Regions from separate parts of the Mus musculus genome. Here region 2 is linked to region 1. Evidence: chromatin loops called from intact Hi-C (ENCODE). Cell type or tissue: left cerebral cortex. All regions are shown on one strand. Links, peaks and the distances in the headings refer to the core of each region. The heading gives the core; the rest is flanking DNA.

Region 1 (15,725 bases), core at 2,872-10,871:
ACCACCCTTGATGAGGCAGCTGGGCCTACTGGCGATGTCATCGAGCCAGCGGCCCCTAGCCAGGAAACTGAGGCCAAGCGGGAGGTCGCCCCCAAGGAGAACCCCAAGAAGAAGAAATTCTCTTTCAAGAAGCCTTTCAAGTTGAGTGGCCTGTCCTTCAAGAGAAATAGGAAGGAGGGTGGGATGATTCTTCAGCCTCCTCGCCAACAGAGGAAGAGCAGGAGCAGGGGGATCTCAGCGCCTGCAGCGATGAGGGCACTGCCCAAGAAGGGAAGGCCGCTGCCCCTGAGAGCCAAGAGCCCCAGGCCAAGGAGGCAAAGGCTAGTGCTGCCTCCAAGGAAGGAGACACAGAAGAGGAGGCAGGGCCCCAGGCTGCAGAGCCATCCACTGCACACCTGCCAGTGCTGAGCAGAATGAGTAAGGATGGGGACAGGTGGGTGATCTCTAAGCTGCAAAAACTGTGCTGTCCTTGTGAGGTCACTGCCTGGACCTTGTGCCCTGGCTGACTTCCTGTGCCCAGAAAGGAAGGGGCTTGTTGCCCCCTCCCAGCCACGTTCCCTTTTCACCTTCCTGTGGATTCTCCCATCAGCCATTTGGTCTTACTTTCTTAAGGCCAGTTGAAGACGGTCCCTTACGGTTTCCCAAGTTAGGTTAGTTTAGTGATGTGAAATGCCCTGTCCCTACCTCCTTCCCGAGCCCATCCCTGCAGAAGGCAGCTGCTGGGTTTCCAATTCTTTTCCAAGTTCGTTTTGTTTATCCTGCTTCTCAACCCCCTGAGCCAGAAGTGGGGGCTTATACTCCCAAACCCTGAGTGTCCAGCCTTTCCCCTGTTGAATTCTTAGTCTCTTATGCTGTGCCTAGTGGCACCTGGGCTGGGGAGGACATTGCCCCGTCTGGGTTTTTATAAATGTCTTACTCAGCCGGGCGTGGTGGCGCACGCCTTTAATCCCAGCACTCGGGAGGCAGAGGCAGGCGGATTTCTGAGTTCGAGGCCAGCCTGGTCTACAAAGTGAGCTCCAGGACAGCCAGGGCTATACAGAGAAACCCTGTCTCGAAAAACCAAAAAACCCAAAAAAAAAAAAATAATAAATGTCTTACTCAAGTCTCTGACTTGATAAGCAAGTGTTAGGGCTTCAGGAGGGAGGGAGGTCTGTAATGTGAAACAACTTCTTGTTATCTTTTTTTCCCCTCCCATTGTTGTAAATAACTTTTAATGGACAAACCCCAGATTTGTACTTTTTTTTTCTAACTGCTAAGACCATTCTTCCACCTGGATTTACTGTAACATTTGGAAAAGGAATAAATGTTGTCCCTTAAAAAAAAAGATACTCCAGATGTAAATGTGCATTATTAATGAAAGTAAAACCAGAGATAAAATTAAAAATCATATTTTCAGGGGAAAATGAGATTTTAGAACCTAAATGGGAAAATGAATTGACCTCTAGCTGGAGTATAACATGCTTTTGGCCTATGCAATCACTTGTTTCCGATAGCTCCCTATAGCTTAATGAAAATGAAAGCACTCCAAGCCATCTACCTCACCCTAACACTTTTTTCCTGAGTCTGTGATGCTTTGAAAATTCACAGGATAGCATGGATGTGGCCCAGTGGCAGAATGCTTGCCAGCATGTTCAAGGCCAAGGGTTCTAATCCCAATCCTACCAAACAGAAAAAACATGAATAAATACAGAAGGGGGAAGTATGTTCGTGCAAGGCATTGGAAAAACTCAGAAAACATTTTTAACTACCCTCCCTCCCATCCAAGATCAAACATGTAAGCTCTACCTTCCCCTCTGTAATTGCCTTGTTTGTTGGTTTTTGAGGTAAGAGTATCACATAGTTCAGTTGGGCCTTGAACTTGATATACTGAAAGTGGCCTTGAACTCCTAATTATCTGGCCTCTGCCTTCTGAGTGCTGGGATTAAATGTCCCATCACATTCAACTATGTTGGCTTACATCAGTGTAAACTAGGCTATGTCAAACCTAAAGTTATCTTGGCCACATATCCATCTTTGACCTGAGTTTAAGGACAGAAGCCAGAGCTGCTCTGAGTTTGAAGGAGCACTCTGCCAGTTAACTACTAGGATTTAAGGAGAGCACAAAGGCTTGGCACTTTGGCTGGATGGCTAGAGGGAGAGAAAGGAGGGGAACCAGGAGGTGACCTCATTACTCTGCATGTGCATCCCCACTTTGGGTCAGAAAGCTTCATTCAGCCAGACTCCTTCATCCCCTTGGGAGTCTCCAGTATCCACCAGACAGATGAACATGCAAAAGAAAATGTGCAAATCCCATACAAGCAAGCGCATGAGCAGCATGTATCCAGTCTTACATTTTTCAACTTTTGCCGCAATGTGCTTTTTCTGAGAAAGCCCCCCAATTTTTTGTCCACTATCAGCTGAAAGGACAATAGTTGATTCGTACAATGAAAATTGGTATCATCAAGCAGCTGACAGAAAGTGAAACTCAAGAAGAGCTATCACAGGGTAGCACCCATCAACAAGACTGCATGGGCAGGCTGCATACTGCTACCTTCTGAATGGCTCCATCTAGGGTCACCAGTAAGACTGTCACAGGTACAGAGAATTTTCATAAGGGTTCTTGGAGGCTAGGTTGCCTGAGCATCTAAGACAAGTGCAGTCTAAAGATTGGTATAGGGTGGGAAACTCTAAGGTCAAAGTCCACCTTGACTAGATAAGCCTCCAAGCTCGGGGCAATCTGGAGGACTCCCTTCACTGGCAGGGCTTCTTCTCTGCCCTTGTTTGAGGAATTCTAAGCTCCGAGACATGCCTCTACCTGAGGAATGTCATGTAGCCTTAGTTAGATTAAAGGATCAATTTCCCCATCTCCTATTAAAAACCTGTTAGCAGCTAGTATCTGAGATTCCTGAAATGCTTCCTCACGCTAATGAGGCATTTTGGTGCTTTAAGCCTTCAGCCAATGACCTTTGTCCATCATGGATGTTTCTACCCACAGCCCCTCAAAATTTTATAAGCCTCAAATCACCAAAAGTAAAGTTGATCTGACTCCCCACAACTGGCCCTGGTGTACTCACAGGGCTTCTGAACCCCACCCCCAGGCCCTTTGCCCTCATGGATCAACTAACTATCCACGAGGCTAGTAAAGTCCATATCCCCAGCAGCACCTTCACTCAATTTCTAAGTCAAACCTAGTCTTTTTTGCCTTCTTCCAAGACCCACAGTACCAATAACTTCAACCAGAGACTTTGGAACCAACAGTTAAGCGCCATTTATTTAACAAGTTTATCAAACATTTGTTATGCCAGGCGGTGGTGGTACACACCTTTAGTCCCAGCCCTTGGGAGGTAGAGGTAGATGGTTTTCTTAGTTTGAGGCCAGTTTGCTTTAAAGAACCAGTTCCAGAACAGCCAGGACTATACAGAGAAACCCTGTCTCAAAAGAAAAAAAAAAAAAAAAAAAGCCGGGCGTGGTGGCACACGGCTTTATTCCCAGCTCTTGGGAAGAAAAGGTAGGTGAATATGAATTTGAGGCCAGCCTGCTTTATAAGCCAGTTCCAGAACAGCCAGGGCTATACAGAGAAACCCTGTCTCAAAAGAACAAAAGAGAAAAAAGAAAAAGAAAAAAAAAAAGCCGGGCGTGGTGGCACACGGCTTTATTCCCAGCTCTTGGGAAGAAAAGGTAGGTGAATATGAGTTTGAGGCTAGCCTGCTTTATAAGCCAGTTCCAGAACAGCCAGGGCTATACAGAGAAACCCTGACTCAACAAAAAGAAAAAAGAAAAAAGAAAAAAGAAAAAGAAAAAGAAAAAGAAACAAACACTGCAGGGGGATTGAACATTGGGGAATGCTGATATACTGGAACATAAGGAAAATGGACAGTGGCGCTCCCTAACCAGTGGCAATTTGCAAAAAGGCCCTTTTCACTTTCCTGCCTTTGCCCCTCTGCCTCTGCCTCTGCCTCTGCCTCTGCCTCTGCCTCTGCCTCTGCCTCTGCCCCTGCCCCTTCCTCTACTTGAAGCCATGCCTTTTCGGGGACAAACAGGCTGGCCCGATGGAATGGGCTCATCAGATGTACCTGGCAGGCTGGGCATATCCTGTGAGTCACCCCTATCCTGTGGGTCAGCCAGATCCTGTGGGTCAGCCCGATCCTGTGGGTCAGCCCCATCCTGTGGGTCAGCCCCATCCTGTGGGTCAGCCCTACGGCGTTTCCTACGAGGCTTACTTGATGACATACATATGAATCTGTTCTTTCTCTTTCTTTTCCTTTGTTGTGCCAGCAGATATGCAGCCCTTTTCTTTTTGGCTTCCTCAGCTGTAATTTCTTGCTCGGGCTCCCCCATAGCAGCCTCAGTCTCCACCTCCCCCATAGCAGCCTCAGTCTCCATCTCCCCCTTAGCAGCCTCGGGCTCGGGCTCCCCTTTGGCTTCAGATTCGGGCTCCCCCTTGGCCTCAGTCTCCATCTCCCCCTTGGCTTCAGATTCGGGCTCCCCCTTGGCCTCAGTCTCCATCTCCCCCTTGGCTTCAGATTCGGACTCCCCCTTGGCCTCAGTCTCCATCTCCCCCTTGGCTTCAGATTCGGACTCCCCCTTGGCCTCAGTCTCCATCTCCCCCTTGGCTTCAGATTCGGGCTCCCCCTTGGCCTCAGTCTCCATCTCCCCCTTGGCTTCAGATTCGGGCTCCCCCTTGGCCTCAGTCTCCATCTCCCCCTTGGCTTCAGATTCGGACTCCCCCTTGGCCTCAGTCTCCATCTCCCCCTTGGCTTCAGATTCGGACTCCCCCTTGGCCTCAGTCTCCATCTCCCCCTTGGCTTCAGATTCGGACTCCCCCTTGGCCTCAGATTCGGGCTCCCCCTTGGCCTCAGATTCGGGCTCCCCCTTGGCCTCTGATTCAGGCTCCCCCTTGGCCTCTGATTCAGGCTCCCCCTCTGGCTCAAGCTCACTTGATGTCTGGTTGGAACTCCCACAAACATCCCATATTTCACAAACATCATGAGGTGAAGTCGAGTCAGAACCAATACATTCAACCCCCTCTTTTTCAAGCACCGACATTTGGGGCTCATCACTTTTCTGCTTAGTATTCTTCAAATCAGGGCTGCCATCATCATCATCATCAATAACAATTAGTGGAAGCTTCTGACCTCCGGGACGATCAATGTCAGAAGTCTCATCTGAAATTCAAGAGACATCTATAAATACACTCCTGTTCACTCTATATACAGACATCGGCAGGATATTGAGCACAAATTAAACTAAAAGTGGTTGAGTACTTGGACATTCTAAATCACAATTAAAAATCAGTTGTAGATTGTTTCCCCCCTTTTTTGTATTTGACTGAGAGCAATAACAGATAAACTTAGCAATGAAAGTATTATGCCCACTTTGAAATCACCTGTCTAAACAGCATGAGCTCAGTTGTTCCTAAAGACAAATCTGCTGCCTTGTGGTCCATAGCAAAATAAGGGGAATTACTTCAATAAAGTGGCATTTCATGTATCTCAAAAGTTAAAGTTCTCTAGCTTAGCAACTTGTTTATTTAGTCAGTTGTGGCCTGACTGAACTTTTGGAACCCACTACCTTGTACAATAATATATGGAGATAGTAGTTGGCACTGTTCACACTGTTAACCTCCCCCCAGCCCAGTCTCCACCAAGCTGGGAAGACTCCTCTTCCTTGTCATTCCTACCTCTAAAGGATGGTAAAAAAGGAAGAGGGAGGAGCACAGCTCTAGATGGATAGAATTCTATCCAGAGTCAAAGGCAGCAGAAAGAGTGGCAACTGTGTTAGGAAATAAACCAAGGTGTAGGGACCCAGCCATATCAACATCCAATACTTGATGGAGAAAGAAATGGTGGCACTGGATATGAAAGCATAAGAAACTTAAAGTTTGCAGAATCTGATTCTAAAACTACCACATGTAATAAGGCTTCAGAGCTCAGTTGTTTCTCTAAACAGAGATGATACTTGCCTCCACTGCTTATTTCACAGACTGTAGTGTTCTTTTCGTCACTGGTATTGTCGGAGTCGGATTCGGAGTCAATCACGACACAGCTAAGTAATAAGGTGGGGGAAAAAAAGAAAATATGAGCACATTCTGCTCTTTAAGACATTTTCCCATATTTCTTACAATAAGCAGGATCACTTGTTAACTTTTGGTTGTTTCCTATATCAACTCTGTCCCCCTTCATTGAAAATGACTCTATCTTTCAATTATTCCTGATTTTCCCATCTCTCTATATACATTTCCTCCTCTTGCAAACTTCCAAAAGGAGGCATCTGTCAGGTACTGAGAATAAACTGGGCCTTGTCAGAGTGCCAGTACTCAAATAGTTGTGGTGGAAGTGAAAAACTCATCAGGAGGATTATCATTTTCATCAACTTTGAGACACATTTGTATAAGAGTGCAGAGTCACAAAGGAAAGGTTCTCACTCTGACCCCTTGTGTCAACTTGACACAAACATATCACTGTTAAGCCACAACCTTTCCTCTCTTATGCATCACCAAGATCACATATTAATAAACACTACAATATAAACATTCAAGGGCTGGAGGGATGGCTCAGCACTTAAGAACAATGACTATTCTTCCAGAGGTCCTGAGTTCAAATCCAAGCAACGACATGGTGGCTCACAACCATCTGTAATGGGATCTGATGATGCCCTCTTCTGGTGTGTGTCTGAAGACAGTTACAGTGTACTTATATAATAAATAAATCTTTTTTAAAAATTCAAAAATCTAAAAGTCCCAGTCTTTAAAATTCCAAACACTTAAATTCAATCTCGCACTTGGGAGAAGGCAGAGGCAGGTGGATTTCTGAGTTTGAGGCCAGCCTGGTCTACAGAGTGAGTTCCAGGACAGAAGTTGATAAACCTTTGCTATCCTATGTACTACTCTAGCCTTAAAGAATCTTTCTTCTAAGCTAGGTGTGATGGTACATACGTTCGATTGCAGCATTCAGGAAGCAGATCTCTGTAAGTTCAAGGCCAGTTTAGTTTACAAAGGAAGTTCCAGGATAGCCAGGCTACTTAGAAAGGCCCTGTCTCAGACACAAACAAACAAACAGAGTCTGTCTTCTATGGGCTGGAGAGATAGCTAAGCAATTAAGAACACTTGCTGTTCCTTTTTTTTTAGTTATTTTTGGTTTCTCTCTTTTTTTGTTTTTTGTTTTTGTTTGTTTTTCAAGACAGGGTTTCTCTGTATAGCCCTGCTGTCTTGGAACTCACTTTGTAGACCAGGCTGGCCTCGAACTCAGAAATCCACCTGCCTCTGCCTCCCAAGTGCTGGGATTAAAGGCGTGTGCCACCACCACCCAGCGCTGCTCCTTTTAAAAGTTTTCATTTTTATTATTTATCTCGTGTGTGCGTGTGTGTTGCCTGCATGTATGTGTATGTACTATGTGCATGCAGTGTGTTTAGAGTCCAGAAGAGGGAATCAGATCCTCTGTGACTGGAGTTATAGACAGTTGTGAGCCACTATGTGGGTGTTGGGAATCAAACCTTGGTCTTCTGGAAGATCAGCCAGTGCTATTAACCACTAAGCCATCTCTCCAGCCCACACTTGCTCCTCTTGCAGAGGACCCTAGTTTGGTTCTTAGAACCCACATGGTAGCTTATAATTGGTTTATAACTCTGGTTTCAGGGTGTCCAATATTTCTCCTAGCCTTCACAGGTACTAAGCGCACATACATAAAAGTAGGTAAATGCTTATATACATAAAATAAAGAAACCATTTTTTTAAGTCTTCTTGGTTGGCATGGTGGCACATGCCTTTAATCCCAGAACTCAAAAGACAGAGGCCATGTGATCTCTGCTAGTTTGAGACCAGCCTTGTCTACATAGTGAGTTAGCCAGAGCTATATAGAATTCTGTTTCAAAAAAAAAAAGAGGCCTCTCTTAATTTCAAGCACATGATCATCTTTTGGGTCTGATCCCATTTTTATCCATTCCTCACTTGCTTTTTCCACAACCTACTGGGCTATAAAGTTCTAAATGCTTAAGCACCTTGATTTTCCTAACAGTGAGCTATTTGAATTGGACATCAATAGAATCACAGAACACTCATGAGATCACCTGGAGGCAGGATCACAGAAGACAAGATCAGAGGAAAAAATGTCTACTTTACTGATAGAAACTGGAAAATCATGGTTCAAGACATTTTAAAAAACTAATTAGCTGAACATGATGGTGTATGCCTATAATCTTAGCACTTAAGCAGATGCTACAAGTTCAAATGCAACCTTATCTATATTTTTAGTTCCAATCTGAGCTACATAGTGAGACCCAGACTCAAAAAGCCAAAAACTAGCCAAGCACGGTGATACAGACCTTTAATCCCAGCAATCAGGAAACAGGAGCAGCCAGATCTCTATTAGAGGCCAGCCTAGTCTACAGAGAGTTCCAGGACAGCCAGGGCTACACAGTGAGACTGTTTCAAAAAAGCCAAAAACTATAAATAAAAAAAGTCAAGTTTCAACAATTCTCCCACTTACCTAGCCTTTCTCTGTTTTGGCAGTTCAGGCATGTCTAAGTCAAAAAAAGAAGAAGCATTAAGAAGCATGATAAAATCTAGTAGATCATATGTATTTTATTCCTGAAAATTAGTTTATAAATTAGTGCTAGTCAAATTTAAGTTTCCCTAAGACTGGGGACATAGGTCAGTTGTAGAGTACTTACTTACCTTAGACTCTATGTCCAGCAATAAATAGACAAAGGGGGGATGGAAATAGAAGAGACAAAAGAATGAAAGACATGAAAGACAGAGAGGAAATAAAAGAAGATCCAGGAACCAAAAAGAGGTAAACAACACAAAAGGGAAACATGAAGATCTTCCCCTGCTCTTTAAAGCAGGGAACGAAGCTGTAACAACCCTGACAGAACACAAGAGGGGTCAAAGCTAGGACCAAATCAAGCCAAGTGTCTCAAATCTCATTTCAGTTATCTCTACAAAGACATTTAACACACACATTACTGTTGAAAGAGGGCTCTACTCACATTCTTTTCTTTTTCAATTTATTTTTCATTAGATATTTTCTTTATATTCATTTCAAGTGTTATCCTGAAAGTTCCCTATACCTTCCTTCCTCCCTGCTCCCCTACCCACCCACTCCCACTTCTTGGCCCTGGCGTTCCCCTGTACTGGGGCATATAAAGTTTGCAATTCCAAGGGGCCTCTCTTCCCAGTGATGGCCGACTAGGCCATCTGCTACATATGCAGCTAGAGATACGAGCTCTGGGGGTACTGGTTAGTTCATATTGTTGTTCCACCTATAGGGTTGCAGACCCCTTCAGTTCCTTGGGTACTTTCTCTAGCTTCTCCATTGGGGGCCCTGTGTTCCATCTTATAGATGACTGTGAGCATCCACTTCTGTATTTGCTAGGCACTGTCATAGCCTCATACGAGACAGCTATAACAGGGTCCCTTCAGCAAAATCTTTGTGGCATATGCAATAGTGTCTGGGTTTGGTGGCTGATGCACTCACTGATAAGTGGATATTAGCCCAGAAACATAGAACACCCAAGATACAATTTGCAAAACACAAGAAAATCAAGAAGAGGGAAGACCAATGGATGGATAATTCATTCCTCCTTAGAATAGGGAACAAAATACCCATGTAAGGAGTTACAGAGACAAAGTTTGGAGCTAAGACGAAAGGATGGACTATCCAGAGACTACCCCACCCGGGGATCCATCCCATAATCAGTCTACTCACATTCTTTACTGCTGCTGCTGCTGCTGCTGCTGCTGCTGCTGCTGCTGCTGCTGCTGCTGCTGGTGGTGCTGCTGCCACTGGTGCTGCCACTGCCACTGGTGCTGCAGCTGCCACTGCTGCTGCCACTGCTACTGCTGCTGCTGCTGCTGCCTGAATCCATGTTCAGAAAATAACTAGAGAGAGAAAAAGAGATTTTTAAAATGAGGGCTACCAACAACATAGTCCATAAGGTATCAATGTCGGGAACAACCAGTTTCTGAAATGCAACATCAGAAAATGCTTTAAGTCATTAAATGAGTTCAGGTTGGTCTTAATAGCAAGACGTTACCCACAAACCAAAATAAAGATAATGTCTTAGATTAGATCCTGGCTGGCTTTAAACCCTCATATAATGGAAGATGACCTTGAAGTTTTTATCCTCCTCCCTCTTTCCCCTCTTAAGGACTGGGATTACAGTACTGTGCCTGCCAAACCCAGCTTTAATGCAATGCTGGTGACTGAACCCAGGGTTTGATGCAGAGTAGGCAGATACTCTTATCAACTGAGCTACATCCCAACCCCTATAATTTACTCTTTTAAAAAAGGTGAGTGTGGTGTTGCATGCTGTCATCTCAGAATTTGGAAATCTGATGCAAGAGGATCCCTAAGAATTTGGGCCCAGCATAGACTTTATAATGAAACTCTGGTCCAGCTGTGTTAGAGAGACTCTCCCCCAAAAAATCCCCCAAATATTTACTTTTTGTAGATTAAGAAAAAGTCAAAAAAAAAAAAAAAAAAGCCAGGTGGTGGTGGCGCACGCCTTTAGTTAAATCCCAGCACTTGGGAGGCAGAGGCAGGAGGATTTCTGAGTAGCCTGGTCTACAAAGTGAGTTCCTGGACAGCCAGGGCTAAACAGAGAAACCCTGTCTCTAACAAAACAAACAAACAAACAAACAAACAAAAAACTAAAAAACCAAAAAAAAAAAAAAAAGAAAACCCCAAAAAACAAAAAACAAACAAACAAAAAAGCCAAAAGCATATAGTGGATCCTTAATCCACTTCAAGCTTTATTTCAACATGAGTAGTTTTTTGCTCAACCCCTATTCTCCCTAAAGCTGCTCTTATGGTGTGACAGCCACAGCTGAAGTCACCCCTGCAGCCGAACTCGATCTAGCTGCAGCTCAGACTGGCTGGATCCGGCGCGGGGGAGGGGGGGAGTCTTTCTGAGCTCACTCTAGTCTGGCCTAGCCTCAACGAGCGAGCTACTCCGGGACCCGCCGCAAGAGGGAGCCACAGGAGGCCTCGCGACAGCCCCTCTTACTGCGCAATGGCCCGCTCTGTCTCCACGGCTTCCCATTGGCTGCGCAGACCTCGGGCTTCTCCAACATTCCTGTGAGATCCTGCGTCCCATCCCAAGAGCTGCCGCCATTTTCTGGAATTTTCGAGAAACGTAACTGCGCTCCTCACCTCTGGGAGCTTCCACCAATCAGGCTTCGATCCTGCCCCTCACTCCTCCTGCTAGGCCACTAACTACTACACTGGCTATGGTCGTCCTAACTGTTCCCTTGGTCTGACACCCTAAGCCTCAATTTACCAAGTAGTCCCCTGCCCCGCCAACACAGCAACATTTCTACCCTCTTGGGACATCTCCACGAAGCTGTGGCCTCCCAACTATGTGCAGGCCGAGATGCACCATTCTTCCAAGGCATGCTAAGACTAGGCACAAGACTAGGTTCCAAGCCACCGTTGTCCCTGTCCCAGACTCGGCCTTTTCCGTCGCGTGTCCCACCCGCCTCGGCTTTTTCCGTCGCCCGTGTCCCGCGGAACCCCTCGGCTTTTTCCGGCGCCTGTGTCCCGACACCCCTCGGCTTTCTCCGTCGCCCGCGCCCCCCCCTCGGCTTTTTCCCGCGCTCGTGTCCCGAGCACCCCCCTCGGCTTTTTCCCGCGCCCGTGTCCCGCCACCCCTCGGCTTTTTCCGTTGCCGGCGTCCCGCCACCCCTAGGCTTTTCCGTCGCGTGTCCCACCTTCCTCGGCTTTTTCCGTCGCCCGTCCCACCCTCCTCGGCTTTTTCCGTCGCCCGTGTCCTGCGCCCCCCTCGGCTTTTTCCCGCGCCCCTGTCCCGCCACCCCTCGACTTTTTCCGTCGCTCGTGTCCCGCGGAACCCCTCGGCTTTTTCCGGCGCCTGTGTCCCGACACCCCTCGGCTTTCTCCGTCGCCCACGCCCCCCCCCTCGGCTTTTTCCCGCGCCCGCGCCCGCGTCCCGCCACCCCAAGGCTTTTCCGTCGCGTGTCCCACCCTCTTCGGCTTTTTCTGCCACTCGTGTCCCGACACCCCTCGGCTTTTTCCGGCGCCTCCCCCCCTCGGCTTTTTCCGGCGCCCGTGTCCCGCCCCTCCTCGGCTTTTTCCCGCGCCTGTGTCCCAACCCCCCTTGGCTTTTTCCCGCGCCCGTGTCCCGCCCCCCCCTCGGCTTTTTCCGGCGCCCGTGTCCCGCCCCCCCTCAGCTTTCTCCGGCGCCCGTGTCCCGCCACCCCTCGGCTTTTTCCCGCGCTTCCCCCCCCCCTCGGCTTTTTCCCGCGCCCGTGTCCCGCCACCCCTCGGCTTTCTCCGCCGCTCGTGTCCCGCCACCCCTCGGCTTTTTCCGGCGCCCATCACCACCCTGCCTCGGCCTTCTCTGTCACCTGTAGTCTGTGCCCGCCACAGCCCCGCCCCGCCCCCCTCTCCTTCTTCATCGTCCGCGGCCCCCTTCCTCAGCCGCTGCCTTCCTCGCGCCCTTCTCAAGACCACCTATCCTCCTCCGCCGAGTAACCGACGGCCATCGGCCATGTCTGCCCCCGCAACCCCACGACCATCTCAAGACTCAAGAGTCTATGGGCCCTGCCGCCGCACCCCCACTTCCTCATGCCCTTCTCAAAACCACCCCACTCGAGTGCCGCCATCGGCCCTGTCCGCCCCCACATCCTCACGACCGTCGTCTCAAGTCTCAAAACCACCTCACTCCGGCGTCTACCAGTCCGCCATCAGCCCTGTCCGCCCCCCATCCTCACGACCGTCGTCTCAAGTCTCAAAAACCACCCCAACTCGGGCGTCTACCAGTCCGCCATCAGCCCTGTCCGCCCCCACATCCTCACGACCGTCGTCTCAAGTCTCAAAACCACCTCACTCCGGCGTCTACCAGTCCGCCATCAGCCCTGTCCGCCCCCCATCCTCACGACCGTCGTCTCAAGTCTCAAAAACCACCCCAACTCGGGCGTCTACCAGTCCGCCATCAGCCCTGTCCGCCCCCCATCCTCACGACCGTCGTCTCAAGTCTCAAAACCACCTCACTCCGGCGTCTACCAGTCCGCCATCAGCCCTGTCCGCCCCCCATCCTCACGACCGTCGTCTCAAGTCTCAAAACCACCTCACTCCGGCGTCTACCAGTCCGCCATCAGCCCTGTCCGCCCCCCATCCTCACGACCGTCGTCTCAAGTCTCAAAAACCACCCCAACTCGGGCGTCTACCAGTCTGCCATCAGCCCTGTCCGCCCCCCATCCTCACGACCGTCGTCTCAAGTCTCAAAACCACCTCACTCCGGCGTCTACCAGTCCGCCATCAGCCCTGTCCGCCCCAGCATCCTCACGACCGTCTCGAGACTCTCTGAAGATCACCCCACTCGGTGACTAATGGTTGTCCGCGTCCCGCCCGGCACCCCAGTTCCTCAAGAGCTTCTCAAGGGCTTCGCATCAAACCCAAGGTCCCAGCTACACCCCCGGCCCCACTCGGCACTTTTTTTCTGTGTGGGAAAACGGTCCGAAGGTTGCCAAGTTCCCACACAGAACCGAAGGCCCATTTGCGTACCTGTTCTCCCGTGTCCGGGTCCGCGTCTGGTCCGGTCTGATCTGGCCTGGCAGAAGGTCTCAACCGCCAACGGCTCCCCGAGCGGTCTAAAATGGGCGCGCGCGCCCCGCGCCTTTTATAGGGCAGTGCCCCCAGGGACCATGGGAACTGACGTGTTCCCGCCTTTTCTGCCCCCACCTACCACGCATGATCATAAGGCAAATTTGAATTCTAGAATTATGAATTTGTGATACCAACTCCAGTGTTTCTGGTACTGGATATCACTGCACCGCACTGAAGTGCGCCATTTGAATATAGAGTTGTAACTCAAGTCCGAATCTGCCACTAACGGGTAAAGGTCTCAAGCAACCCACGCATCCATTTTGTTTTTGAGATCTGGTCTGTGTAGACCAGGCCGGCCGGGAATTCATAATCCTCCTTTGCCTTTAGAGCCATGGGATTACAAATGTGTACCACTATCCCCGGCTTCTAGCAACTTTCTGATTGACTGAAAAAATACCAAATTGTCTTTTTTTTTTCTTTTTTTTTTCTTTTTTTTTTTTTTTTTTTTTTTTGGTTTTTCGAGATAGGGTTTCTCTGTGTAGTCTTGGCTGTCCTGGACCTCACTCTGTAGACCAGGCTGGCCTCGAACTCAGAAATCTGCCTGCCTCTGCCTCCCAAGTGCTGGGATTAAAGGCATGCACCACCAAGCCTTGTGACCTACCTTGCTTGAACTCCCAAATGTTTACAAAGTTCGTCTACCTAGTCTACCGTAAGCACTTGCAGAAAAGGACTATTTAGACCCCTAGATGAGAGAAAGGAGGAGCAACGGAAAAACATCTAGCGACAAAGAACTATGGTGCTGGCCTCAAGAACTGTCAGACCCTGGAGAAAAAAAAAAGTTGGTTACTTTAAACTTCCCAGTGTCCGTTCCAAACACAAGAAAAAGCTAGTGCTTTTTCCACTGTTCTTCCCCTGGCAGACACCTATATACTTCACAATTATTATTTTCTTTTTTTTTGCCACACCATACAAAAGAAACATCCCATGCATTTGCTTTTAGGTGTTACGTATTGTTCTAGGTGTTCTGTGTGGGCTTAAAATTGAGGGGCTAGGCATGGTGGTGCAGACCTTTAAGCCTTAATTCCAGGATTTGAGAAGTAGAGGGAGGCAGACTCTATTGAGTCTGCATAGTGAGTTCCAGAACAGCCACATAGTGAAACCTGTCTCGGGAAAGAAAAAAGTAGGTGAGGGGCTGGAGAGATGTTTATTTCCGTGGTTGAGAGCACTTGTTCTTACAGAGGACCTGGGTTTAATTCCCAGCACCCAATCAGTGTCTCACAACCACCCATAACTCCAGTTCTAGGGAATCTAGTGCCCTCTTCTGACCTCCTGAGGCACCAGGCACACACATGATATACAGACACACATGCAAGCAAAACCACATACATATAAAATAAATTTAAAAGTAAAATCTAAATAACCTAATAAATTAAATTTTTTTTAAAAAATTAAATCTAAAAAAATATGTGTATATACTTGAGCCCAAAGGGCACTAGCATGTCTGCCTAGTCCCAGCTAGCTACTCAGGAAGCTGAGGCCAAAGTATTCCTTGAGCCGGGAGTCCAGGAGCCCAGGAGCCCAGGAGCGCAGCTGGGCAAAAGTCGTCTTGTTTCTAAAGAATTAAAGATTCAATGTTAGGGTCAGGGAAGATGGTTCAGCAATTAAAATGCTCATTGAACAAGCATGAACATAGAAATTCAGACCCCAAGTCCAGGGACCTCTTTAATCTCAGTGCTTGGAGATGGGGGGTGGGGCAGGAGGGAAAATCAAAACAGTGACCTAAAAAGATGGAGAGTAATTTGTGGCCTCCACACACACAGATACATACACCATGCGTATATCTCTTAAAAATTAAAATAGGTAGGGTCGAAGAGATGCTCAGTGGTTAAGAGAACTGGCTGCTCTTTCAGAGGTCCTGAGTTTAATTCCCAGCACCCACATGGCCAATCACTACTCTATAACTCCAGGTCCAGGGGATCCGACACCCTTTTTGGGCCTCTGCACCAGCTCAGGCATGGTTTATGGACATGTGTGTATGGGGTTCGTGTGCACTTATACACATAAAAATATTAAAATGCAATATTAGTACTCTTATTTTAAAAGGTCGAACAACTAGAAAGTGGCATAGCTAGAACTTGATTTTTAACAGCGCTAGTTCCAAGCTGTACTATTCCTTACTGAATT
Region 2 (15,725 bases), core at 5,241-13,240, 59 kb before region 1:
AGAGGTGTACGAGGTGATGCAGGAGTCTCCTGGGCAGTGCAGAGCCTTCATGGACATCTCACAGAGGTTCTTTTATGGTCAAAGTGTGTCTCCAAAACTAAGCTATGAAAGCTCTAGCTTCTAATGTGGAGACAGAGCTTTTAGAAAAGTAATTTACGAGGGCAGAGACCTGCTCCAAATATGACTGGCATAAGTAGAAATAGCAGGTTGCACTGAGTGGTACACAAGTGCAATCCCAGCACTTAGAAGGTGGCACCAAGAGGATCCAGGGTTCAAGAACAGTTTCTTGGGGTTGGGGGAAGGAGATAACCATCCATAATCCAAGAAGTGGGCCTTCACCAGGACCCAAATTTGCTTGATCATTGTCAGAAAATTAATGTCTGTTGTTTAAGTCACCCAGCCTGTGGTAATTTATTATGGCATCCCAACAAATTAATATACTCCCTGTAACTCAAAAAGATTCAGAGCTGTTGAGCCTGCTGGGCTCCAGAAATCACGGGCATCCACGTTTTACTGCAGTACAGCCCCAGATATTTTTCAGACTCCTTGAGCTTTTAGCTTTTCTCTTCCATCACTATGATCACACTGTGTATACAAATCTGTTTTCTTTCTTCTGCTCAGAATTGTGCAACATATTTAGTGTTGTGACTGTACCTTCTGGTACAGTCATGTGTTGCTTTGTGACCAGGATCCATTGTGAGGCATGTGTGATTAGGCAATTTGGACATTGTGCAATTATTAAAGCAAACACCTCCACAAACTAGGAGAGCTACAGCATCGTTAGGCATTGTACTCTAATGGGAACAGTGTCATACAGGAAGTCCATTGTTGACCAAAACACAGTTATGTAGCACGTGTCTGTACTTACATAACAGAATCTGATGCTACCATGTGCTAGCTGTATGCCAGCAAGTAAGCACATGTTTATGCCTTGTGTATAAAAATCAGGATAATTAATATGAAAATAAAAGAGCTGCCAAAGCAAACCTATGCTATATTAGCAATCCAGGAAGTGTCATAATACCTGACCTAATATACTATAGACAAGCTGGTGATATCGCTCGGTGGGAAGTGTTTGCCTAGAATGCAGGAAGACAGGGTTTGATCCCCAGTACTAAGTGAAGCAGGCATAGTGGCTCATACTTGTTTTTTTTTTTTTTTAAAGTGGATTTAAATGCACTTTATTTTTAGACAACCCACATGACATGGTTTTTTTCCTTAAAAAAACAATGCCACCACTCCAAATAAATCACGGTCAAAAAAAAAAAGCTCAAGATGACATCAGTCCCATTTGTCCTAAGTCCTGGTGTTGTATGGATGGTAAGCAGCAGCCAATTATGGTGACAGGTGATAGATCCAATTTGTTAACATTTCTCCATCTCTAAGCCATCCTTAAAGAAAATCATGAATGGAGTCACACCATCTTCACGGTAGTCCAGGAGAGCAACCATACCATCTGGATGGTTTCATGTTTTCACCAATAAAAAACTGGTAGTTCTTGAAATTAGCAAGGATGTGCTTAATCTGCTCTGCAGCTCCAGTCATAAAAGGCTTTACTCTTTCTGGGTTCTGCTCTTCAAGTTTGCCTTTGAGTGATTTCATGTAGTCTTTGATGTACTTTTTGTAGGCCTCTTTTGTGAAGCTGGTTTCTTGTAAGTGATGGTTCATGACAATGTCAACACCGGTGACTACTGTACTTTCAATACCTTCGCCCTCCGGACCTTCAGCGGAAGCATTTCCACCGATGAGCGAGTCATCGATGGCACCCTCTGTTCTACTGACCATCTTGCCCTCCACCTCCAGGCACAGCCCGTCCGCGATCTCCCGGATCTTGTAGATGTCGGAGAACAGCTCGTCATGGCTGATGAGGTCCCGGTAGACGATCATGGTGACAGTTGGGGACTGCGGCGCTAGCCTGACAGTGCGGAAGCGTGGCTCATACTTGTTATCCAGCACTCAGTGAGTAGAGACAGAAGGATCAGAAGTTCAAGGGCATCCTCAGCTACATTGTATATTGGAGGCCAGTAAGGGATGCATCAAGCAGATCCTATTTTTAAAAGTGTGTGTGTGTGTGTGTGCGCGTGTGCGAGCGCATACATGCACTCTACAGGGCCTGGTGTGGTGACACACACCTATAATCCCAGCACTTGGGAGTGGAGGCAGAAGGATCGATTCAGGGCCAGCTTCAGTTACCTAGTGAGTTTGTAGCCAGCCTGGGCTATTTGATACATTGACATGCTTCTGCACCGCATAAGAAACAACAAAATAAACAGCCTACAAATAGAGGAAAAATATTTTCCAGATACTTACCTGGAAGACAATTTATATCATTATTATTAAGACTAATAATTTTTTTAAAGCCAGTTCTGATGGCGCAAGCCTGTAATCCCAGCTACATAGGGGGCTAAGCAGGAAAATTGGTCAGTATACACATGAAAAATGTTTGTAACCCTGCCGTTGGGGAAGTTCAAATCAAAGCTGCAGGCAGCATGGCATGGGGATACAGACAGTTGGTAGAGCTCTTGTCTGGCACGCTTGAGTCCCTGGGTTCAAAATCTAAAACCAAAACAAAAGTACACTGAACTGGGTTAATGGCCCACACCTGTAATCTCCAGACATGGAGGCTGAGACAGCAGGAGGGGTTTTTTTTTTCTTATGTACAGAAGGAAGTGGGTAAAGGACAGAAAAGTCGAAGGGAAAATGCTAGAGCAGGAGAAAAGGATAGAAACAGGAAAAGGGTGGGGAAGGAAGCCAACAGTAAGTGAAGTGAATGTGATTCGGTTGTCAGGCTTGGAGGTGGGTTCCTTTAACTTGCTGAGCAATTTTGCTGGCCTAAAAAAATAATAATAGAAAAAAATCGTGGTGACGCATGTCTTAATCCCAGCACTCAAGGGGTGGAGGCAAGAGAATCATTTGAAGTACAAGGCCGTTTGAAGTACGTAGCAAATAGACCCTTTTTCAAAACCACAAAAAGAAAAAAAGACGTGAGCAGGCATTAAGTAGGTCGAGAAGTCATAGAGACCATGCTTTGAAGTTAAAGGAAAGATGAGTCAACCATAGAATATTTTCCTGAGTGGAGAGCTGAGGATGAAGGAGCTCTGAGTGTATTCAGCACTGCAGAGAAGAAGATGGTGGGAAAAGTACCCAAGACAAAAGATGAATGGTCTCTGAAGCAAGCCTGGAGCAGGAACTGGGGGTAGGAGCTGGGGTGACAGTCATTGAGAAAGGGAAAAGATGACTCCTTGGCCACAGCAGGAGGCTCAGGAGAGAGGCAGATGGCTTCTCTGATAATAAAGGTGACCTATAGGAGGAAACTACTTTTTCTCCTACAAATTTGCAAGGCATGGCAGAAGGGGGCTCTCCAGGCCTCCTGGAGAGCATGCAGAGAAAGGCATGTAGGAATGCCAGGTGACCCAGAGCACCTTGACAAAGCTGGCCTGGGATACTGACTTGGCAGAGACGGGGTGGAGACAAGATGGTCTGGGGGAACAAGGATGGCTTGAACTGAAACAGAGGACAGGGTGAATTTGGTGGACTGAAGAGAAGTGAATGAACTAGCTGGGGTTAAGCTCAGAAAAGAGGGTTTCCACATACAAAATCTTGAAATTGAAACTATGGTTGAGTAGAGGTGGTACCACCCTGGAGTCAATTAAAGGTGTATGGTGAAAGACAGTCAAAATGGAAGTTACTGAAAAAGTTAGGAAGCAGTTAGGTTTCCTATGATCCCCATTGCATACCTTGGAAACAAGATGGTGTAAGTAGCCAAATGTCACAAAGCTAGGAACTGCTGGACTTGAAATTTGAGCCCAGATCTGTGCATTAAATATCCCGTTGACAGTGTCACAGAAGGAACATGGTGCTGTTACCAGTGGTTAGGGTGTAAGACTAGATGTTCCCAGGTTCTTGTCCTCTTATCAAAAAAAAAACCGCCTTAAAATAAGGTTTCATACACATATGCAAAAGAATCAGATAGCTTTATTATAGAGAGATGTTCTGTCAAGTCTGACTGTGGGCCACATGACTGAGAATATTCAGTGGCACCAATTATTGTTTGCTATATCCTTTTATGGAGCTCAAGAGAAAGAGGTGGTTACTAAACGGGGGTGTTTTGGGTGGTTCTCTATTATAATTGATAGATTACAACATAATTCATTTTTCATGTTGTACATGTCCTTGCCCATTATATGTCTGATTTTAATAATATGTATGCCACTTGTATATAGACATAACATAGTAAATAGTATACTCCCTCCAAAATGACACTTGAAAACCATACTTCTTACCAGTTCAGGCCAGATCAGCCCTTCTGTTCCTGTACCTAACTACAACAGGAATACACCTGAGCAGAAACTAAATCTGATTGTTACTAGGAGTGGAGAAATCTGTATTATTGTTCAGAGACCAGATGTGTGTAGGAAGATGCAGGTGGTGCGAGAGGATGCTGCTGTTGCTAGGTGCCCTGTTTGGAGAGGAGTGTGTGAAGAAGCTCTTGGGTTTGCCTGCCTCTGTGTTTTGCTATCTGTGAGGAAAGTAACAGGGACAGGGTAAAAGGACTACAAGCAGAGAGGACAGTGCCCTGAAGGGAATTAAACATGAAATTAGTTTAAATTTACATTGGCAAGGATATGAGTTAAGTTCCTAAATTAGGGACTCAATTTTTAAATATTTGTTTGTTTATGGTTTTTTTTTCAAGACAGGGTTTCTCTGTGTAGCCCCAGCTGTCCTGGAACTCACTCTGTAGACCAGGCTGGCCTCGAACTCAGAAATCCAGCTGCCTTTGCCTCTGAGTGCTAGGATTAAAGGTGAAATTTACCGCTGCCTGACACGGGACTTAATTTTTTTTAATGCAAGATCTTGCTATGTAGCCCAGGCTGGCCTCAAACCTGTTGGCCTCTTATTTCTGTTTCTAGATTACTCAAATTCTTGGCAGATGGCACCCTGTCTGTCAGGACTTAACATTTTCATGTCATTTTTAACTAAAATGGTTCTTTGGGGAATAGTTGTTGTTCAGCAAGGTGATTCACAGAGCACTTTCACTTCATGTGTCACAGCTTCCCACAGACTCTGGGGAGATGGCAGCCATAAGCTTTAAGTGATTCAATAAGTGGAGGCGGAAGGACCCGAAAGAAACTTACAGGGCGATGTGCCAATTTCTATTCTATCCTGGTACATGCTGTTCTAGAGAAGCTCAAAGACTAACAACTACTACCACCCTGTGGGCTTCAAGGCCAGTTTCTGGAAGGAAGAGATTCTTAGCTGTTAGGGCTTCAGCAGAGGGGGACAGCAGACTCGGAGGTGCCTCCTGATCCATTTGGTGAGCAAACGCCATCATGTTTGCAAAGCGGGATCCTGTCACCAGAGGGCATTGAGAAATTGTGACCTGGGATGTGATGTGACTGGACCTGTGTTGTAAACAATCTTTCCCCATCTAGCCAGGATGGGGAACAGGAAAATCTGGTAGGAGTGTGGTTTGTGAGGGTCCTGAAAGAAAAGCTAGAGATGGGTGAGGCTTGGCTTCCGGGCACTTGCATCTGTGCAGGACCTGAGTCACAGCAGGGGCACTTGTTTCCTAGAGACTGCCTAGTCGCTCTGAAAACCTCGAGTGATGTTTATAAAAAGTTGTACTTTTGGTTTTGGAAACAGGGTCATGTTATGTAGTCTGAGTGAACCTTGAACTCGTGATCCACCACCCTCAACCTCCTGAGTAACCAGAATTACATTCACACACCACAACACCTGACTAAACATGGTTTGGTTTGGTTTGGTTTGTAGTGCTAGGGATGAGGAACGGGGCCTGTGTGATGCTGACCAGTGCTCTGCCACTGAGCTACATCCATATCTCCAGCCCTCTTTTCCTTTCTTTTTTTTTTAAATTTTTTTCACTTTTTCTTTTCACTCTTTTTTTGGGGGCGGGGCAGGATCTTCCCATGTAATACAGCTGGCCTAGAATTCACACAAATCTGCCTGACTCTGCCTTCCGAGTACTGAGGTTAAAGGTGTACATCACCACACCCAGGCCCAGCCCTCTTTTGTTTTTATTTTGAAAATAAGTGTCTTACTAAACTGCCCAAACAGGCCTTGAATCCTCCTGCCTCAGCCCTGAACATCTGGGGTGACAGCCTGCTCCACCAGGCCCTTTTATTTTTCTTTTTAGATAAAACAATTTTAAATTTAAATATATTTTGACTATATTCTTTCCCTCCCCTCTTTCCAGATCCTCTCCTCATCCCTACCCACCTAAGTTCTTTCTCAAAAAAAAAAAAAAAAAAAAAAAAACCTTCACACACACACACACCACATTAGTGTGTGGGTATGCATATGCATGGTAAGTTGCACATGGCAAATGTACGGAGGTTAGAGAGCTCGCAGAAGACCAGTACCCCAGTCAGGTGGCTCCCAACTACAGTAAGTCCTACTCTAGGGGATCTGACACCGTCATCTGTCCAGGTGTCTTAGTTAGGGTTTCTATTGCTGCATTGAAACACCATGATGAAAGTATCTTGGGGAGAAAAGAACATATTTGGTCTACTCTTCCCATGTCACAGTCCATCATCAAAAGAAGTCAGGACAGGAACTCAAACAGGGCAGGAACCTGGAGGCAGGAGCTGCTGTAGAGGCCATGGAGGGGTGCTGCTTGCTGGCTTACTCATTGTGATTTGCTTAGCCTGCTTTCTTATAGAACCCAGGACCACCAGCCCAGGGATAGTACCACCCACAATGAGCTGGGCCCTCCCTCATTGGTCACTAACTAGGAAAATGTCCCACAGGCTTCCCTACAGCCAGATGTTATGGAGACATTTTCTCAATTGAGGTTCCCTCCTTTCCGATGGCTCTAGCTTGTGTCAAGTTGACATAAAACTAGCACACTGGGTTTTTCAATCACTTTAATTTCTGTCCTGTACTCTATCTTGGTGGAGTGTGGGAAAGTTCAGCCTGAGTCATTCCTACCTTCCTGATGTCAAGCGTGGGTCTCTGAATCTTCCATAGGGCCTGGCGTGTGGGAGGGAGTACACACAGGGCGGAGGCACATCTGCTGATCAACTGTCATTGTTGTTCATAAATTTCTGCTAAGCCACTTCTCTCCCCCCACCCACTTCATTACTGTTTTGGCCAGAAGCTAAGGGAATCTGCCAGTTGGTTAGGAGGCTGATTGCTTCCAGTTCATCTCCTTAAACAAACCAAGAGGCTCTTCAGGAGTACTAATAGTAGGAAACATGTCACAGCGACCTACATAGTCTCCTCTCTTCTCTTAGCCTGGATGCATTCATCCCTTGAAGCAAACAAGCTTCATTTTAGCACAGTCATGGGTGGGGGATACAAGAAGGAAAACTGGGCCTAAGTCTATGGCAGCTAAATCAGCTGTTGAGTGGGATAATTAAAACTGATATAACATCAGGAAAGAGCTGTGTTGGCCATTACTTGGGGGGGTGCTATTGCTGTTCTGAGACAGGACTTATAGATAACCCAGGTTGGCCTTAAAAATATGTAGCCCCGGATAACCTTGAACTCTTGATCCCCCTCCCTCTGCTATGATTACAGACATGTTCCACCAGAGCTGGCTACAGTCTAACTTAAAAAATATATATATTTGTATTGGGAGGGGGGCGTCTGGCGAGATGGCTCAATGATTAACAGCACTGTTGCTCTTGCACAGGACCTCCTTTCAGTTACTGCCTGTGGATCACAGCATCTGTAACTCCAGTTAGGGGGAATCTGATGCCCTCTTCTGACTTGCGTGGACACTGGGCGTGCGTATGCTGCACAGGCATACATTTGAGCGAAGAACTCATACAAATAAAATTCATTAATTAAAAACAAAGGCATACACGGGCTGGTGAGATGGCTCAGTGGTTAAGAGCACTGACTGCTCTCCTGAAGGTCTTGAGTTCAAATCCCAGCAATCACATGGTGGCTCACAACCATCTGTAATGAGATCTGACGCCCTCTTCTGATGCATCTGAAGACAACTACAGTGTACTTAGATATAATAATAAATAAATCTTTTTTAAAGGCATGCACATAAAATAAATTGATCCAAAAAAGGAAGAGAATTTATTATTTCTTTACAGAGTGAGAGAGAGAGGGAGGGAGAGAGAGGGAGGGAGAGAGAAGGAGAGGCCAGCCTCACTTGCTTCTCCTCAGGAGCTGCTTGCATTGTTTTTGAGACAGGGTCTTTGCACTCAGACCTGGAGCTCATTGCCCAGCTAGCTGATGAGTAAGCCCCAGGACCTGCCTAACCCCACTTAGCCTAGCATTTTCATATAGGTTCTGGAAACTGGACTCAGGTCTTCATGCTTACATGATACATAAGTACTTTACCAACTAAGCTAACTCCCCAGCTCCATTTCTCTTTTTGAAACATGGAATTGTTTCCATGACTACCTCCATATCATTTCTCCTCCAGTCTCATCTTCCAGAACTTAGTCATTATGCGTGGCTCCTCTTACCCACAAGAAAGCCTGGCAAAGTGAACAGCTGGTATTTACAACCTGCACTCTGGGAGAAAGGCAGGGGTTTTGTTGTTTAGCTGTTTGCTTCGTTTGTTGGTTTGGTTTGGGTTTCTGTTTGGGGGTGTTTGTTTGTTTTTTGTTGGTTGATTGGTTTTGTGCCCATACCTGGGATTGAACCTAGGACTTTATGCCTTCTGAACAAGTTCTGGAGAGCTACATTCCCCAGGAAAAAAGGCACTTCTAATGATAATGGAGAGCAAGCCAAAGCTAAGGTGAACAGCCAACATTTTGCTACAACTACTAGCCTGGGTCTGCATAGGAGTACTTTCTTTTAACGTTTCATGAAGCCTAGGTTGGCACTGAACTCAGTACATATAGCTAAGGCTAACCTTGAAGTCATTATCATCCTGTCTCTAACTTCCTGAGTTCTATGATTAAACACAAGTATCAACATGCCCAACACATGGATCTATGGAATATTTTCATATGTAATGCTGTTTTTTTAAATCAGGCTATTTCCTAAACATTATCATTTCTTTACTGCAGAAACTTGCAAAATTCCCTCTTCTGGCTTTGAAATACATATTATTACCTGCAGTCCTCCTACCACAGCCAGCAGATGAGAGCTTCTTGCATCAATCTGACTGCAGCTATGTAGGTACCCTCTGCTTAGTCTCTCTGCAGGGGAAATTTTTCTTGGGATAGTCTGCTCCTTTCAGGTTCCAGATGTGGCACTCACAAATCCTCTTGGAGGAAGGGAACTCAGTCCTCCAACTGCTTCCCAGGCACCTCAGTTTATAATCTGTACCACCTGGCTTGTGACACAACCTAAATACCAACTAGAGTGTGTCTTGTAGCTGAAGATGCCAGTCCTGAAGGACTTCCAATGCCTCTAACTTTTGTGCTTCCTGGAGGGGCTGGAACTTCAGAAAGGTGGGCCAGGAGAGTAGCATAACCTCTGGAACCTCTCTCATTCACTTAGATGTGAAGGGCTTCTCTTTTTTCTTTTATATATTTTTTCATTTATTCATTTAATTTTGGAGACAGGATCTCACTATGAAGGTCTGGCTGTCCTGGAACTCACTGTAGACCAGGCTGGCCTCCAACTCACAGAGATCCACCTGCCTCTGTCTCCTAAGAGCTGGGATTAAAAGGTGTGCACCACTACACCTAGCTGTGGAGAACTTTTCCAACTGGCATGATAATCTTAGTGAAGTCCATGCTTTCTGCCAGTCAGAGAGCATCTGGAAGGGATGCAGTGATGAGAACAAGACAGCTTGTAAGAAGCTGGCACAGAAAACTCCAAGCAGGAATTGCTTCTCTTTCTGGGGGCTATTGCGGAGATGCTTCTAGAAAAACAAGCCTTCCCTAGGACTAGGGTTTAGCTCTGTTGTAGAGCACTTGCCTAGCAAGTACAAGGCCCCGAGTTTAGTCATCTCTGAGAACAGAAAGAAAAGTAAGTCTGTCCTATCAAGACCCAAGGTGTCTGAAAGCTCCAGGAAGCAGAACACAGACTAGGAGAGATGGAGCCCCCATCATCTTCCTTCTGCTTCTTGCTTCAGTCAGAAATGGACACAAATGGCATCTGAGCAGAGAAATCCCGGGATGCTTCTAATCAGGGCCTGGCTGCACTTCAGCTTCCCAGGGCTCCAGAGAGCCATCTCCCAGAGCAGGGAGGGCTATGAGAGGCTGAACAGCAGAGAGTGGGGCAAGTGTATCTTTGGAGGCCATATCACCCAGCCCACAAGTAGGATCTATGGGGAGTACACAGGATGTCTACTTGCTGTCCACTCTGTCTTGTCTCTCTAGAGAAATAGCCCCTGCTTGTTGCTCACAGCAGTGCTTCTGTTTTCAGTACAGAGGATTTGGGGGGGAAAAAGTGAAAGACTGTTTTTGAAATAGGCCATATCCAAGGGTTGGCCTGTAACTCACAAGCATACTACTGACTGAACCACATCCTTAGCTCCTGATTTTGTTTGTTTGGTTTTGTTTTTGAAATAGGGTTTCATGTGGCTCAGGCTGGGCTAGAACTCATTATATAATCAAGGCTGGCATTGAATTGCTGACCCTTCCTTGCTTACAAGCATTTACAACTACCATACCCCATACCTGGTTGTTTTTGGTGGTGGTGGTGGTGGTAGTGGTGGAGGTGGTGGTTTGGTTTGGTCTGGGTTTTGAGACAGGCTCTCATTCAGTAGCAAAGGCTGGCTTGGAAGTCTCTCTATAACACAGGTTGTTCTCAAATTCATGCTCCTGCTCCAGCCTCCTTCCACAGTGTTGAGATTACAAGCAGGAGTCACTATGTCAGGAATTAGTATTGAATGAATGCAGACTTTCAGTTTCGTGGCTTCGCAGCAGTGGGAATGTACTAACCACCTCTGAACCTCTGTTTTGATTCTTTGTCCTACTTCACAATGGTAGCCAAGAAGGAGGGATAAAATTTAATAGTGTAGTCTTCCTGATATTTAAAATTATTCCAAATAATCAAGAGTTTTAAAGTTTGGAGAAAGCAACTGTGAATCTGTCATTATTAGCACTGTGATTAGATTCTACCCAACAGTTACCTGGCAAAAGGGCAGGTATGCCTGACACTAGAAAAGGGGCTGCTTCCCCTCACCCCACCCTGCCCCTGCTCTCTCTTGTTCCTCTCTTCCTCTCTTGCTCTATCTCTGCTTCCCTTTCCCCCTCTCTCCACATGGCCATGGCCTGCCTCTCCTCTCCTCCTCCTCTCCTCTCCTCTCCTCTCCTCTCCTCTCCTCTCCTCTCCTCTCCTCTCCTCTCCTCTCCTCTTCTCTCTCTCTCTCTCTCTCTCTCTCTCTCTCTCTCTCTCTCTCTCCCTTTCTCTGCATCTACTACCCTCTCAACTCCCCCTCCCCATGCCCTGAATAAACTCTATTCTATACTATACCATTGTATGACTGGTTCCTCAGGGGGAAGGGATGCTTCAACATTGGCCCATGGAGGTACCCCCTTCCCCCACACCTTACCACACCTCCATAAAACATATTCCCCCTTCTCTTTCTTTTTATAAAACACAATAGTTATCCATGTCATGTCCAAGATATACTAAAATGGTTTAATTTGGGTCTTGGATGTAAGTTCAGTATTCTTTTGTTTTTATTTTTGTTGTTGTTTGTTTGTTTTTGAGACAGCATTTCTCTGCCTGGCTGTCCTGGATTTCACTCTGTAGACCATGCTGGCCTCAAACCCAGAGATCTGCCTGCCCCTTCCTCCAGAATGCTGTGATTAGAGGCATATGCCACCACTGCCTGGCTAAACACAATATTCTACATGGATATTGAAGAGGTCAGCTCAGAACCTTTGGAAAATTCGACCAGATCCCTCCCCTCTTGGAAGAGAAAGGTCATAGAGCACACAGGCACCCCTCCCCTCCAAAAAGGAGGGGCTAATTACATTCCACAGACCACAGGGTGGGAGAACTAACCTTTGGCCACCTGCAGACACATTCCTGGACCTTTGGCCACCTACAGACAAGGGAAGTTCTCGCCACCTCAATTCCCTAAAGACCAACCAGTTTAAAACTCACACTGGAACAACAATATGAACTAACCAGTACCCCCAGAGCTTGTATCTCTAGCTGCATATGTAGCAGAAGATGGCCTAGTTGGCCATCACTGGGAAGAGAGGCCCCTTGGTCTTGCAAACTTTATATGCGCCAGTACAGGGGAATGCCAGGGCCAAGAAGCGGGAGTGGGTGGGTAGGGGAGCAGGGCAGGGGGAGGGTATAGGGAACTTTCGGGATAGCATTTGAAATTTGAAATGTATATAAAGAAAATATCTAATTAAAAAAATAAAAGAATTTATATTGTTGTAGTTAACTAAAAAAAAAAAAAAAAGTCACACTGTTCTGCCAATCACATTGTGCCTAATGGCTGCTGCTCTGAAAACTGTATAAAAGCTCCCTGAATGGGCTGTGCAGGGTCGTTCTCTCTGTCTTCTTCGAGTGCAGGGCGACTCCAGCATGCTAGAACAATAAAATTCCTTGTTTTTGCATTGATCCCTGGCTCTGCATTTTTCACTCTGGCAGGGGGTGGGGAGAGGGGAGGTCTCCCAGTAAGTTAAGGCTTGCCAGAATCTTCCAATATCACAAAGTATGTCTATGAGTTCAAGAAGTCTTTACTATAGTAGGTTTTATATCATGCATTTTTTCTGACAATCAAACATTAAGGAATAAAAGAGAGCTGGAGAGTTGGCTTTGGTTAGAGCACTGACTGCCTTTCCAGAGGTCCAGGGTTCAAGTCCTAGCACACATGTGGCAACTCATACTGTCTGAAACTCTGGTCCCAGGGGATCCAACACCCTCTTCTACTTCTGCAGACACCAAGCATGCATGTGGCAGGCACACACACACACATACATATAGGTAAAATATTCATGCACATAAAATAATAAAATATTAAAGAGTGAATAGAAACGTCTGCCTGCCTTACCTTCCTAGGCAGCTGAGATATTAGGAAGCCAGTGGCTAGGGAAATCCTGGCTCCAATCCAGGGTAGGCCGGAAAGGTTATCATCATCCCTAAGATGCATCCAAACTTGGTCTGAAAATATAAAAATGAAGATTCCAAAAATAATTTCTAAGTTTCATACTGTCCTTTTTTTCCTTGCAACACTAGGGATTAATTTAAATTTTTTAAAAATTGTGGCCCTTCAGAGTAGCGTGATAAAAATCTCATGCCACCCACTTTCCTGAGCACATGAGCTATATCTTCACAGGTGAATCCATTCAATGTGCTCAGCCAGCTACTCATGCCGTGGCCACCATGGTTAGCAGCCTAAGTGTCAGGCCTTTAGTAGTAGTAGTACTGCTGCTGTTAATTCTCTGTAGCTCAGGCTGACCTGGAACTCACCGTGCAGCTAGGCTGGCCACAGTCTCACAGAAGTCATCCTGCCTTGAGCTCTTGAGTAACTTAACTTCGCCCTGCACTAGGCCAGGCTAGGCACTGATCTCCAAGCATAGAGCAGCAGTGCTAGGGGTTTGGATATGCCAAAGAGTCTAAAGCCCTTCCTTAAATGAGTGGGAAATTACAATAAGCTCATTTGAGAGAAACTAGATTCATTTCACTTTCATTACAGTACATTGGTGTATGTGTTCTCCTTGCTAGTTGTTGTGCTTGATCGCTCTAATTTATAAATTTATCTTTATCACAGGTATATACATATAAGAAACTATGGTACACTGGGCACTGAGTGGTTTCTGAAGTTCCAGGAACAGATAGAGGACACCTGACAACCTCCTCTGTGCCCCACTCCCCAGTACACTCAGGCATGTATGCCTGCTTATACCACACACACACACACACACACACACACACACACACACAATGCTAACGATGTAGCTCAATTGATAGAGTAATAGAGTACCTAGCATGCAGTTTGATCCCTAACTAGCACCACATAAAACTAGGTGTGATGGCACATGTCTGTAATCCCAGCATTCAGGAGGTGCTGTAATCCCAGCATTCAGGAGGTGAAGATCAGAGGTTCCAGGTCAACCCTGACTACCATTGTGGATTTAAGGCCAGCTTGAACTATATAAGACCCTGTCTCAAAAAAACAAACAAACAAACAAACAAAACCACAAAGGCTAGGCATGATGATGCATGCCTTTAATACCAGTATCTGGGAGGCAGAGGCAGGGAGAACTCTATGAATTTGAGGCCAGGCTGGTCCACAAATATAGTTCCAGATGAGCCAGGACAACAGAGGGAAACTTTATCTCAAAAACCACCCAAACAAATAAAAAACAAAAATAAAAATTCCAAAAGCCTGGAGCAGGGGCTCATGCCTCCAGTCCCAATACTTGGAAGCCTAAGGCAGGAGAATTTCTGTGAGTTTGAGGCCAGCCTTAACTCCAGAATGAGACTGTCTTTTAAAACAAAACAAAACAAAACAAAACAAAACAAAACAAAACAAAAAATAAATAAAAAATAAATAAATAAAAGGAGCAGTTAGCTGGCACATAGACATTCCTGAGTTCTGTTCTCAGCATTCTCCTCATCTCTCTCTCTCTCTCTCTCTCTCTCTCTCTCTCTCTCTCTCTCTCTCCCAGGAACTCTAGTAAGCTCTTTGCAGGTTCCCTTCGTCTGCATATCCTCTGGCCCTGTGGTCTATAGTTGATGACTGATCTTATGGAACATCAATGGTTCCATATATAGCCAGTGCTAACATAGACCCTAAATAACTAAAATTTCTCCAATGCAGGGAGAAAGTGAAGTCCTGGGTAAATGTATATCGTTGACATGAACATAGCCATGTCAGTGACCAATGACTCAGACCCATGAGCATGTCAAACCCTTCCCCTACTGGGGCTCAGAGTGATGGCAAAGCCTTTCTGTGGTCTGTGGTGGATGTCCACAGTGTGTATAGGATATGCCCCCCGTGGCTTTCTCCTCCTGGATGTTTATCACCTGACAGCTATCCCCCTAGAGAGACTAGCTACGAAGATTAGCTAAACCTGTCCCCTTGGTCCGGCTACATACCATAAAGCACCTCCTTGTTTAGCTATATTTATCTATATGCAAATAACCTTGTGTTCTTGTTCAGCTGGATAGAGTGATCCCCAACTCTCTCTTCAACTGTATATACAAACATGCTGAGCTTCAGGGGTGCTGTGGCTTCTCCATCTAAAAGCCCAGCTTTTCTGTGTGTGTCTGTGATTCTTTATTCCCTCCATGTCCCAGTTAAGTCAGTCCCTAGAGCTGTGCAGTGCATGGCAAAGTGGAACCCAAACAGGGACAAGGACTGTGGACACAGACTACATGGAACTTAGATCAGTCGGACAAGGGACCACTCCTGTGACAAGTGCAATAATAAAGGGAAAGGAGGAAACAACATAAAGACATAAGGATGAAGGAACAAAGGGCTAGCGGGCACACGGTTCATTCAGTTTGTCAGGCATAAAAACCTTTAGACAGTACAATGCAGCTGTATGTTAGTACTCAGAGATTTGGGGAACAAAGAATCAACGCGTAAGTCGCTATGGTGGTACTTTGGGGGAGGTTTTGAGAAATTCTGCAAGTGGGGTGATGACATTTCAGCTTCATTAGTTTCTGAGAGGCCTACCCTTGCTTTCCAGGGAAGGGGGTGATGAATTGGGCTACTAGAAATAAACTTAGAAGTCGATAAAAACCGAGGGGTGGACACCCAGCGGAGGGACCCAAGCATGTTCCCAGTTGTGCTTTCAGTTTGACTGCTTTTCAAGTGTTATATTTGCTTAAAAACCTGAGCATCAGGCAGGTGGTGGAGTCCAGGC

What was found. Hi-C counts contacts between places; a loop is a spot of excess contacts. Peaks named below come from ENCODE experiments on the same cell type or tissue, not always from the same donor. Only the 100,000 strongest peaks of a DNase experiment are listed, where the experiment ranks them.
Region 2: it touches region 1 in a loop (2.1-fold over the local background); 3 of 42 quality-filtered maps call a loop at or near these places.

The regions. Positions count from the first base shown.
Region 1 is chrX:101,693,698-101,709,422 of GRCm38, reverse strand. Gm52429 (predicted gene, 52429) reads right to left here and starts at 13,587. Exons shown (of 5, transcript NM_001382234.1): 1 at 13,500-13,587; 2 at 9,684-9,856; 3 at 8,463-8,496; 4 at 5,942-6,024; 5 at 3,224-5,144. The coding sequence starts at 9,843. The coding sequence ends at 3,898. It also overlaps the pseudogene Marcksl1-ps5. In left cerebral cortex, for the core only: no CTCF peak of the experiment used is centred there; a DNase peak (open chromatin) is centred at 6,287.
Region 2 is chrX:101,754,697-101,770,421 of GRCm38, reverse strand. It overlaps the pseudogene Tpt1-ps6. Among named protein-coding and RNA genes, the nearest start is that of Cxcr3, 28 kb to the right of the region's middle. In left cerebral cortex, for the core only: no CTCF peak of the experiment used is centred there; a DNase peak (open chromatin) is centred at 8,363; H3K27ac peaks cover 299 bases.